4 separate regions of the Homo sapiens genome follow, and all the other regions are linked to region 2. A link is a contact called in ENCODE Hi-C or POLR2A ChIA-PET data. All regions are on one chromosome and are shown on one strand. The core of a region is the stretch at or near the end of the contact, and the rest is flanking DNA. Distances in the headings are between cores, read along the strand shown. Region 1 overlaps DENND5B-AS1 (DENND5B antisense RNA 1). Region 2 overlaps BICD1 (BICD cargo adaptor 1). Region 3 overlaps DENND5B (DENN domain containing 5B). Region 4 holds the start of ETFBKMT (electron transfer flavoprotein subunit beta lysine methyltransferase).

The links. A loop is a pair of places that touch in the nucleus more often than their neighbours do. ChIA-PET counts read pairs that join two places held with the same protein, here RNA polymerase II (POLR2A). Pooled maps may share reads with other maps.
Region 1: a pooled map shows a loop between it and region 2 (3-fold over the local background). The contact joins two enhancer-like sites. A Hi-C loop is called at or near these places in 1 of 37 single-sample maps with no recorded cell type and 6 of 50 pooled maps. POLR2A ChIA-PET finds 5 or more read pairs at or near these places in 1 of 52 experiments (OCI-LY7).
Region 3: a pooled map shows a loop between it and region 2 (3-fold over the local background). The contact joins two enhancer-like sites. A Hi-C loop is called at or near these places in 1 of 37 single-sample maps with no recorded cell type and 3 of 50 pooled maps. POLR2A ChIA-PET finds 5 or more read pairs at or near these places in 1 of 52 experiments (B cell).
Region 4: a loop to region 2 is called in a map with no recorded cell type, with 4 times the contacts of the local background. The contact joins the promoter of ETFBKMT here to the enhancer-like site in region 2. A Hi-C loop is called at or near these places in 1 of 168 maps with a recorded cell type or tissue (naive thymus-derived CD4-positive, alpha-beta T cell), 8 of 37 single-sample maps with no recorded cell type and 13 of 50 pooled maps. POLR2A ChIA-PET finds 5 or more read pairs at or near these places in 9 of 52 experiments (AG04450, BJ, CD4-positive, alpha-beta T cell and 6 more).

What each region holds. Positions count from the first base shown.
Region 1 is chr12:31,602,254-31,604,953 of GRCh38, reverse strand. The region is part of intron 2 of DENND5B-AS1 (DENND5B antisense RNA 1); the gene reads right to left. Among named protein-coding and RNA genes, the nearest start is that of DENND5B, 12 kb to the right of the region's middle. Within about 2 kb of position 1,358, at least 3 of the 41 ENCODE cell types and tissues checked have a DNase peak (open chromatin) inside an H3K27ac peak, as active enhancers do; they include OCI-LY7, where a contact is called at or near this core.
Region 2 is chr12:32,263,899-32,266,598 of GRCh38, reverse strand. All of the region lies in intron 2 of BICD1 (BICD cargo adaptor 1), which reads right to left. Among named protein-coding and RNA genes, the nearest start is that of FGD4, 130 kb to the left of the region's middle. RefSeq lists enhancers at 386-495, 1,410-1,459, 1,500-1,549. Within about 2 kb of position 1,363, at least 6 of the 41 ENCODE cell types and tissues checked have a DNase peak (open chromatin) inside an H3K27ac peak, as active enhancers do; they include B cell and OCI-LY7, where a contact is called at or near this core.
Region 3 is chr12:31,404,944-31,407,749 of GRCh38, reverse strand. All of the region lies in intron 14 of DENND5B (DENN domain containing 5B), which reads left to right. Among named protein-coding and RNA genes, the nearest start is that of LINC02387, 37 kb to the right of the region's middle. RefSeq lists enhancers at 1,450-1,619, 2,500-2,639. Within about 2 kb of position 1,274, at least 3 of the 41 ENCODE cell types and tissues checked have a DNase peak (open chromatin) inside an H3K27ac peak, as active enhancers do; they include B cell, where a contact is called at or near this core.
Region 4 is chr12:31,658,328-31,661,027 of GRCh38, reverse strand. ETFBKMT (electron transfer flavoprotein subunit beta lysine methyltransferase) reads right to left here and starts at 1,340. Exons shown (of 4, transcript NM_001135863.2): 1 at 1,239-1,340. RefSeq lists enhancers at 1,393-1,552, 1,470-1,971 and a silencer at 1,673-1,982.

The DNA.
Region 1 (2,700 bases), core at 109-2,608, 660 kb after region 2:
GGCGTTGGGAGGTAGAGCCTTTGGGAGATGATTAGGTCATGAAGGCGGGTACCTTATCAGTGGGATTAGTGCCTTTATAAAAGAGACCCCAGGAGAACTAGTTCTTTTCTTTTTACCACCTGAGGACACAGTGAGAAGGTGCCATCTATCATCCAGGAAACTAGCCTTCACCAGACAATGAATTTGCTGGTACCTTGGACTACCCAGCCTCCAGACTGCAGTAAATAAATTTCTGTTGTTTATAAGCCACTCAGTTTATGGCATTTTGTCACAGCAGGCCAAACAGACTAAAACAATTAATACACTTAGAATAATATTGCAATACTAAAAGGTGTGGGACCAGTTACAAGTGCCTCTGAATTCAAAGTGGGAAAGAATAGATGAGTGAGATTTCTGTGATTTAAAAGAGGTGTTAGAAATTGCATGTGAAGGCCAGGCTCCATAGCTCATGCCTATAATCCCAACACTTCACAAGGCTGAGGTGGGCAGATCATTTAAGTCTGGGAGTTCAAGACCAGCATGAGCAACACAGCAAAACTCAGTCTCTACAAACAAACAAACAAACAAACAAACAAAGAAACATTAGCCAAGTGTGCTGGTATATGCCTGTGATCCAGCTACTTGGGAGGCTGAGTGGGAGGATCACTTGAACCTGGGAGGTGGAGGCTTCAGTGAGCCATGATTGTGCCTGTACTCTAGCCTAGATGACGGAGTGAGACCTAATCTCAAAAAAAAAAAAAAAAAAAAAGAACAAGAGAAATTGTATGTAGCAGGGGGCATGGTGGCAGGCACCCATAATCCTAGCTACATGGGAGGTTGAGGCAGGAGAATCACTTGAGCTCGGGAAGTGGAGGTTGCAGTGAGCTGAGATCGCACCACTACACTCCAGCCTGGGTGACAGAGTGAGACTCCATCTCAAAAAAAAAAAAAAAAAGAAAAGAAAAAAGAAAAAGAGAGCGAGAGAGAGAAATCACATGTGAAGTCTGTAACAGAGAACTCAGGTTCAAAGTCTGGCATGTGGCCAGAGTTTAAAGATGCTGGATCCAAAATATACTCAGATCAAGACTGATAGTGTTATTCCGTTGGCTACTGGAGTGTTTTCAACCTTAAGGTTTTTAGATGGAATTGAGAAAGATTACAAATTTGTAACATAAAATCAAGTTAATCACTGAGTAGCCAAATTGGTTTTTTTGATGATTGAAAATTATGCAAACTTTGTTTCATTTCTCTTTTTTTACTTTTTTTTTTAAGAAACAAAGTCTCTGTTCTGTCACTCAGGCTGGAGTGCAGTGGTGCGATCATAGCTCACTTCCACCTGCAACTCTGGGCTGAAGCAATCCTCCCACCTCAGTCTCCCTGGTAGCTGGGGTTATAGGCACATGCCATCACACCTGGCTAATCCTTTCAATTTCATAGTTATTTATACTCTTCAGACTATTTTGAATGTATATATGTACAGCATTATATATCTCTAGGATTTTATTCATTGATATATCCCTGGAACATTACCTGGCATATAGTAGGCATTATAAGAATTGTTGAGTAATTAATGAATGTTCATGCATCCATGTATACATATGCATATATGTATAGTTATTCAAATTAGTCTCACTAATAAGTCATTATAATAGTTACAAATTTGAGTGATTTATATAAGAATAGCCATGATTCACAATGCTGATCATCTTTTCTCACAGAAACACACACGGACTTAAGAAAGAAAGGCTTTGAATTACAAAAAGCAATAGATGCCTGTTGTCAATTTTTAACAATATAGAAATATGAAAAATAACAAATGGAAGCTGTTCAGATGTTTTCATGCACAAACATGTATACAGTTTATTTTTAACACAAAAATAGGAACTATATATTTTTCTTTTCTTGCTTTTTTTTTTTTTGAGATGGAGTCTCATTCTGTTGCCCAGGCTGGAGTGCAGTGTCACGATCTCAGCTCACTGCAACCCTCCATCTCCCAGATTCAAGTGATTCTTCTGACTCAGCCTCCCAAGTAGCTGGGACTATAAGTGCGCACCACCAAGCCTGGCTAATTTTTTGTAATTTTAATAGAGACGAGGTTTCACCATATTGGCCAGGCTGGTCTTGAACTCCTGACCTCAAGTGATCCGCCCACCTCAGCCTCCCAAAGTGTTGGGATTATGGGTGTGAGCCACCACACCCAGCTGTCTTTTCTTGCCTTTTATATTCAGCCATATATTAGATATTTTTTCCATCAGTGTAACCTCATTCTTAGCATGCATTGTATCAGATATACCAGAATCTATTTAACCACTTCATTTTTTGTCTTTTTTATTTTTATTTAAAATTTTTTTTTATATTTTTTACTTTTTATTTTTAATATAGGCAGAGTTCCATCATGTTGCCCAGACTGGTCTTGAACTCCTAGGCTCAAAGGAACCTCCTGCCTCCCAGAGTGCTGGGATTACAGATGTGAGCCACCACACCCAGCTAACTGCTTCCTATTTCCTATTGGTAGGAATAAGATTGTTTCCACTTTTAAATATAATGAGCAATGTTTCAGGGGACGTTGTACACATATTCTTTACTTGCATATTTCTGTAGGAGAAAGTCTGAGATGCAGAATTGATGAATCAGAGGGTATGAGTATTCTAACTTTTGATAGAAAATCTGCATTTTAATTTCTACTCATATACTCTTGATTTTGGTTTGATGGAAGGAACC
Region 2 (2,700 bases), core at 114-2,613:
TTCTAAATTCTATCTTAGCTGTCATTATCTTCCATTTGAGACCATGCATTTTGCCAAAATAACTTTTAGATGATGCGGTTTAAGATGATTTTTTGGCAGTTTGCTTTTAGATGATGTTGTGGCAGCTCACATGAAGGAGTTTCCAAGAGTTAGGTCCTAATTAAAGAGGAAATGAATTTTTAGAATGTGGCCTGTTATCATATTTCCAGCACTATTACTGATAGTCGCTATATTGAAAAGGAAAGCCCCTGTTACATAATTGACAATGACCACATTTTAGTAAAATTTGAAATTTCCAGAAAATATAATTTCTAGTGTTTCTAAGACAAGAAAATTCTCCAGTAGATACAATGCATCTTTCTGATGAAATGACTCCCGTTCCCCTCCTTCCACCATTGCTGCAGGTTTCTATTAAAATAGACAGTCTATGTATGATAGAACTACAGGGCTATGACCTAGGAAGAGGAAGTGACTGCACAGAAATGACCTAAATAGAAATCGTGTCTGTGCTTAGATGAGGAAGTCTGTATATATCACTATTAAAAGTTTAAACAAATTTGTGAGAAGCAATGAAAGTCTCTATAGACTATGGATATAAAAATGGATGCACAAATAAATGGAGAGAGATGACACGCTTATTCATCATGCTGCCTAACAAGCCGTGAGACAGATGTGTAATTGGGGCAGAGAACAGTGTACATTCTTTATACTTTAGAATTCTCTTCTCCATTCTAATTTATGTAAGCTGGAAGTGAAGATAGAAGAGTCTGTTCTTGAGTTAAACTGCCGACCAAGACTGAAAATTTGTCCAGCAGAAGCTCTTCAACACAGAAAAATTATACTGTAATTTTCTTTTCTTTTTGTCTTTTTTTTTTTTTTTAAATAGGATCTCGCTGTGTCACCTAGGCTGAATGCAGTGGCACAATTATAGCTCACTGTAACCGCGAACTCTTGGGCTCAAGGGATTGATCATCCTGCCTCAGCTTCCCAAGTAGCTGAGACTAGAGGCATGCGACACTGTGCCTAATTTTTACTTTTTTTTTTTTTTTTTCTGTAGAAACGGGGTCTCACTATGTTTCCCAGGCTGATCTTAAAATCTTGGCCTCAAGGGATCCTCCCGCCTCAGCCTCCCAAAGTTCTGGGATTACAGGTGTGAGCCATCGTGCCCAACCCTGTAATTCTTAACAAAAGAACCAACTGAATTGATGTGAAAGTCTTAGTTTATAGTTACCTTATACATTTTTCTCCTTTAACCAAGACATTCGCATGGGAACTGCTTCTAGCCATGATGAAGTAAGAAAGGACTTAGCTTTTTATTGTGAGCAATTAGAGAACTGAACGAAGTACAGGAAGCAGCTGTTTTCAGACTGAACACGAGGCCTTGTAAGACTAATCTCTGTTAGAGGGGAAACAGATGGGATGAGCATGAGAAACACCTGGGCCTTCTGCTTGGAGGCAATGTATAAACTGCAAGTGCAAGAAGGGGAAACCCAGAGACCCCAGAGGCCTCGTGGAGGTAAGGAGAGGGGGCTCTGAGTTCAGAAGGCTAAGGCAGCTGGAAGTTGCAGAGTAGAATTCTGGAAAGGAGCGACCAGCACAGAAAAATAACTCCAGGAATCTGCATAAGGATTTGCTTAAGCCCTTTCTGTGTACAAGGTCGCACATGCCTATTCTGCAAAACATCACGCAAAATGCAGCAGTTACAAAGAAACAGGACAAGGTCTCTGCCTCTTAGGGGCTAAAATATAGTGAAGAATTTCACACTGGTAATAATTTCCTTTTTGCTCTGACATCTTAAAAATTCTATTTAGGCTGGGCATGGTGGCTCACACCTGTAATCCCAGCATTTTGGGAGGCCAAGGTAGGTGGATCACTTGAGGTTAGGAGTTTGAGACCAGCCTGGCCAACAATGGTGAAACCCCATCTCTACTAAAAATACAAAAATTAGGAGGGTGTGGTGGCACGTGCCTGTAGTCCCAGCTACTTGGGAGGCTGAGGCAGGAGAATTGCTTGGACCCAGGAGGCAGAGGTTGCAGTGAGCTGACATCATGCCACTGCACTCCAGCCTGGGCGACACAGCAAGACACTGTCTTAAAAAAAAAATTCTATTTAATTTCTAAAAACATTTTTTACTGTAACAAATGTTAGAATGTTATCAATTCTATATGTATTTTTTATGGAGAAGGTATTGTAAACATATAGCCAATCATTCATTCCTTTTAGTAGTTCAACAAATACTCACTGAGTGCACACAATATGCAAGAAATTGTGTAGATGCCGGGATTTTAAAAAGGATAGGATCTTGCCTCTTCCTCAGAGTTTATAATTTAGTTGAGGAGATATACTTAAGAGCTAATAACAATATTTAAGATTTATTGAATCCGTACATGCAAGTAATGTTCTAAGTATTTAGTACATAATAATTCATTTACTCCTCACAACAGCATTGTGAGATAGGTATTAATATCACAATTTTATAGACAAATAAATTGAAGCACACAGAGATTATGTAAATTTGCTTAATGATTTGCATTCTGTAAGTGGCAGAGCCAGGATCTGAAGCCTTGCAATCTGACTCTAAAACAGCTGCTATTAAATATTAGTGTATGGTGCTTTAAAAAATGAACTACTCTACTTGCAGATGTTTTGTGGTAAAAAAAATTTTAAAGAATTTTTTAATGAACTACTACTCATCAAGCA
Region 3 (2,806 bases), core at 25-2,524, 860 kb after region 2:
GCTCTGTGTGTGCTAGTTACCTCATGGTTTCAACATGGCTGTTCTCAGCATACCTTCCAGCAGGAAGGAGAGAGTGCCAAGGAGGGGCAGGATCTGTGCTAGAAAGACATAATTTTCCAAAAAATCTCAATAAATATCACTAACATTTCACTGGCCAGAATTGTGTAGGTTTTGGCTTTCCAGTCTCTGGTAACGGAAGACAAAGGAAAAGGGAATTGGAATGGGGATTAGGCCATCCTGTAATGCCTGTCAAGTTACTATTCGTTGATTAGGTTACTGCAGGTGTAAGAAACTAAAAAGTTATATACAGTTTTAAAATTGGGCCGGGCGCGGTGGCTCAAGCCTGTAATCCCAGCGCTTTGGGAGGCCAAGGCAGTTGGATCACAAGGGCAGGGGTTAGAGACCAGCCTGACCAACATGGTGAAACCCCGTCTCTACTAAAAATACAAAAATTAGCTGGGTGTGGTGGTGGGCGCCTGTAATCCCAGCTACTCAGGAGGCTGAGGTAGGAGAATTGCTTGAACCCGGGAGGCGGAGGTTGCAGTCAGCCGAGATTGCGCCACTGCACTCCAGCCTGGGCGACAGAGCGAGACTCCGTCTCAAAATAAATAAATAAATAAATTAATTAATTAATTTAATTAAATCGAAGAGGCCAGGCACAGTGGCTCACACCTGTAATGCCAGCACCTTGGGAGGCCAAGGCGGGTGGATCACATGAGGTCAGGAGTTCGAGACTGACGTGGCCAACATGGTGAAACCTCATCTCTACCAAAAAATACAAAAATTAGCCGGACGTGGTGGCGCTTGCTTTAGTCCCACCTACTCAGGAGGCTGATGTGGGAGAATCACTTGAACCCGGGAGGCAGAGGTTGCAGTGAGCCAAGATCACACCACTGCCCTCCAGCCTGGGTGACAGGTTGAGACTGTCTCTAAATAAGTAAGAAGTAGTAGCAGTAGAGGATTCCTAAAATCCTCCTTATATCTGTAGATTTCTCTTCATCTGAGTAACTCTTTCAATTTGAGGAATTCTTCATGAAAGAAATTTTTAAATTTAATCATATTGCTTTTTCATACTTAAACTATGAAATCACTGTTGTGCATCTGTGGGCCTTTTGCAGCCACAGAACTGCTGACCCTAAACATGCCTTTTTCTGCAGATTTTCTTAGCAGTGCAAGAAATGAGAAAAGCCTCTGGCACCTAAAATAAAGTCTTAACACTAACCTCTTCTGCTTTCAGTTTCAAAACCCATTTGATTCTGATGATTACTAAACCGTGAATATATGGCCTTTTCTCTGACATTTTCCTATCCTAAAGCCAAAATAAAAGGACACAAAGGGAGACTCTTCACCTAACATAAAGAAAGTCTTTTATGTAAAATTAGGGAAATGAACCATTTATCTCATTTGTTTTCCTCATCTAAGAGTGCACTGAACCATGAGCTCATATTGTGAGGCTATATCTAGGCACCTTCTTTAGTAAATGTTTTTCATCCTACTTGTAGATCTTTCACGGAGGGCTTCTAACACCCCCTCTTATGATCAAATGGGCAGAAATCCCAAGGATAACAACAAATATTGATTCTACCCTACTTAAAAAAAAAAATGGCTGGGCATGGTGGCTCACACCTGTAATCCTAGCACTTTTGGAGGCCGAGGTGGCGGATCACCTGAGGTCAGGAGGTCAAGACCAGCCTGGCCAACATGGGGAAACCCTGTCTCTACTAAAAGTACAAAAATTAGCTGGGCATGGTGGGCGCACACCTGTAATCCCAGCTACTCCAGAGACTGAGGTAGGAGAATCGCTTGAACCCGGGAGGCGGAGGTTGCAGTGAGCTGAAATCGCCCCACTGCACTCGAGCCTGGGCATCAGAACAAGACTTCTTCTCAAAAAATAAATAAATAGTGGCCAGGTGCGATGGCTCACACCTGTAATCCCAGCACTTTGGGAGGCCTTGGTGGGTGAATCACGTGGTCAGGAGTTCAAGACCAGCCTGGCCAAGATGATAAAACCCCGTCTCTGCTAAAAGTACAAAAATTAGCTGGGCACGGTGGCAAGCCCCCGTAATCCCAACTACTTGGGAGGCTAAGGCAGGAGAATCACTTGAACCCGGGCGGCAGAGGTTGCAGTGAGCTGAGATTGCACCACTGCACTCCAGCCTGGGAGATAGAGTGAAACTCTGCCTCAAAAATACATACATACATACATACATACATACATACATACATACATACATACATGGCAGGTGGCTCATGCCGGTAGTCTTAACACTTTGGGAGGCCAAGGCAGGCAGATCTCTTGAGCTTAGGAGTTTGAGACCAGCCTGGGCAACATGGCAAAACCCTGCCTCTACTAAAACTACAAAAAAATAGCTGGGCGTAGTGGTGCACACCTCTGGTCCCAGCTACTGGGGAGGCCGAGGTGGGAGGATCACTTGAGCCCAGGAGGTGGAGATTGCAGTAAGCTTGAGATCGTGCCACTGCACTCTACCCTGGGTGACAGAGCGAGACCGTGTCTCAAAAAAAAAAAACTTTAAAATTTTACAATCAGGCCAGGTGCAGTGGCTCATGCCTGGAGTTCCAGCACTTTGAGAGGCCAAGGCAAAAAGATCGCTTGAGTCCAGTTCAAGACTAGCCTGGGCAAAATAGTGACATGCTGTCTCAACAAAAGAACAATTAAAAAGTTAGCTAGGGGCCGGGCACGGTGGCTCATGCCTGTAATCCCAGCACTTTGGGAGGCCGAGGTGAGCAGATCACCTGAGGTCAGGAGTTCGAGACCATCCTGGTCAACATGGTGAAACCGCATCTC
Region 4 (2,700 bases), core at 91-2,590, 610 kb after region 2:
GTAATTTTATATTGCTATATTGTTATATTGTGGGCCAACTGTACCTTTAAAGTTCTTTCATAAATTTAACAAAGTAGGCATGCTTGGTAACTGTGAACAAAATAACAGAAGTCTTCTGTCTTCAGGAAGCTTATATTCTAGTGGTGGGATAAAGCAGTTAACAGGGCAAACACAGTTTTTGCCTTTATGAAGTCTAGCCAAGAGTTCTGGGGGTTAATGAATTTATAATTGTCTGTGGGCAGAGATATATTAATACAAATTATATTGACTACTCTATTTCATTAAAGATTGTTGTATCATAAAACAATGCAATCAAGATTCAGGTTTTTTCCTTTAAAAATACTGTATGCATTTAATTGTAATAAAAGAACATCAACTCCTAAATCTCTTTCTGTAAAAGTATCTGATGGTTCGATTTTACCAAGCCTAAACTGAAAAGATTTGCTCCAACAGAAAAACACCTGTGCAATTGATCACTAAGATTTGTTTAAAAATATATATATATAGAAAAACACCCGGATTAGAATAAATGAGAATGAGGAACAACTTAAACACAACTTATACACCCAGTTGTTTGGGGACCTCGGATCTCTTCTGCATAAATGTTTTAAATGGTCTTAAATCCACTAAAGTATTTAGGGGTCAAAAATCCAAATCCCCACAAGGGGCTGGACATCATAAATGAGTGATGCAGGCTGGCTGTAAAATAACAGAGGGGCTGTGGCAAGCTGGAGACTGTTTTCAAACAGTTCAAAAAGGCTAGGCAGGACATGCTGCCAGATCCTCCGATTTCTCAAAATCATCAAAAAAATCTAGATATTGACACATTAGCTTCCACCTTTTTTTTTTTTTTTTTTTTTTTTTTTGAGACAGAGTCTCTGTTGCCCAGGCTGGAGTGCAGTGGCGTGATCTCGGCTCACTGCAACCTCCGACTCCCAGGTTCAAGCGATTCTCCTACCTCAGCCTCCCGAGTCCTGGGATTACAGGGGCGTGCCACCACGCCCGGCTAATTTTTGTATTTTTTTTTTTTTTTTTTTTTTTAGTAGAGACGAGGTTTCGCCATGTTGGCCAGACTGGTCTGGAACTCCTGACCTGAAGCGATCCTCCTGCCTCGACCTCCCAAAGTGCTGGGATTACAGGCGCGAGCCACCACGCCCGGCCAGCTTCGGCTTGTAAACATCAGCAACTCATTCAAATATCAAAACACAGGGCAGGTCAAAATGCATGTCAGGTCATACATAGCCTGTGAACTCAGCGTAGACTTCCAGTGGGTGTTAGTTACCCCACATCAGTGTCCTGGGATCGTAGGGGTCTCTCAGGGCCTGGTATCCCACTAGACTAATTGTTAAGCAGTACTAGGCTGTCACTTGAATCACACAACGCAGCCTAAGTTTAAAGGTAACGCAGAGCAAATAGAGATTATTTGGGATTTGGACCCCATGTCATTTAGATCGGCGCTTCCCTCTCCCGTCCCAGCACCGATGAGGCATGGGTTATGAAGTATGTGACTGTGGTGACCACTTGGTATTTCTCTTAATGAGAAGGAGAGCTGATGGGATGAAAAGAGTTACGTTCCACAACGGGTAGACGGCGGCGTCATTTTCCTCCAGAGGCGGGGTGGAGTCGATCTTAAAGGGGCAGGCACCGTCCTCCCTGTCTCCTTACCTAGCTTTGCTGACACCGCCCTCGGAAGTAAAGCATAGGGCTCGCCTGTCACTCGCCCTGGCGACTGTTCCCGCTCATGCTTTACATTTCCGGGGTCCCGCTACCAAAACTGAGCCACGCTCTAGCAGAGCGCCGCGGCCCGGCAGGGGGCGGGACGGACGGCGGCCCCTCGCGGCCCCGCCCTTTTTCCCAGCAGCGCTTTCTTTCTCCTCCACTTTCTTAAAGGGACAGAAGCGCGAAACCAAAGGGCGCCCTGACCTCACCTGGAAAATAAGGGAACGTTAAATCTGTGTGCAATGTTTGTAGAATTTTGATTCCTAAAAAGTTCATTCTGAAACTATGCAACACCTACTATGTGCCAGTCGCACTTCCAGGCACCGGGCATAGAGTGGTGAGCAAAATAGACACCGTATATTTAAAAAAAAAAAAAAAAAAAGACACAGTATAAGCCCTCTGTGCTGCCTACATTCAACTGCGATTAAATCATAATGAATGTCCTTTCTTTTCTAATAATTCATAAATTCACTAGCAATTTATTTGCAGCCTATATCACTCGAGTCTGGATCTACATATATCCACCTTTCAACTGGACCCACATCCCACTGGCCCCTCAACTCAACACTCAAAGTTAACTCACCATCTGACCTGACAACAATTAAAACCTGCTCTGGCGTGCTAGAGGGGGGAAAACGGTCCAAAACTAAGAAACAGGAAAATCGTGTTTCTGCATTTTAGTTTGCAGTTTGAGAAATGCACTGGCACCTGCCTGTTCAAAATTAGAATTTGTCGCTTGGGTTCTGCGCTCCTGCCATGGGTGTGACAGCTTTCTGTCTTTCCATGTAAACTGGAATCTTTAGGAACTACTACAAGGAAAGGAAACTTTGTGCTTCCAGTCAACAGCCCCAGATGCAGCCTTATCATTTCTTTCTTAGTTGAATGGTGTATTTGCTACATTCTTGTTGATAAGCTATACACCTTGCATTTCACAGTATTCTGCCTTAGATTTCCTGTGTAATAACTGATATAATGTGTTTA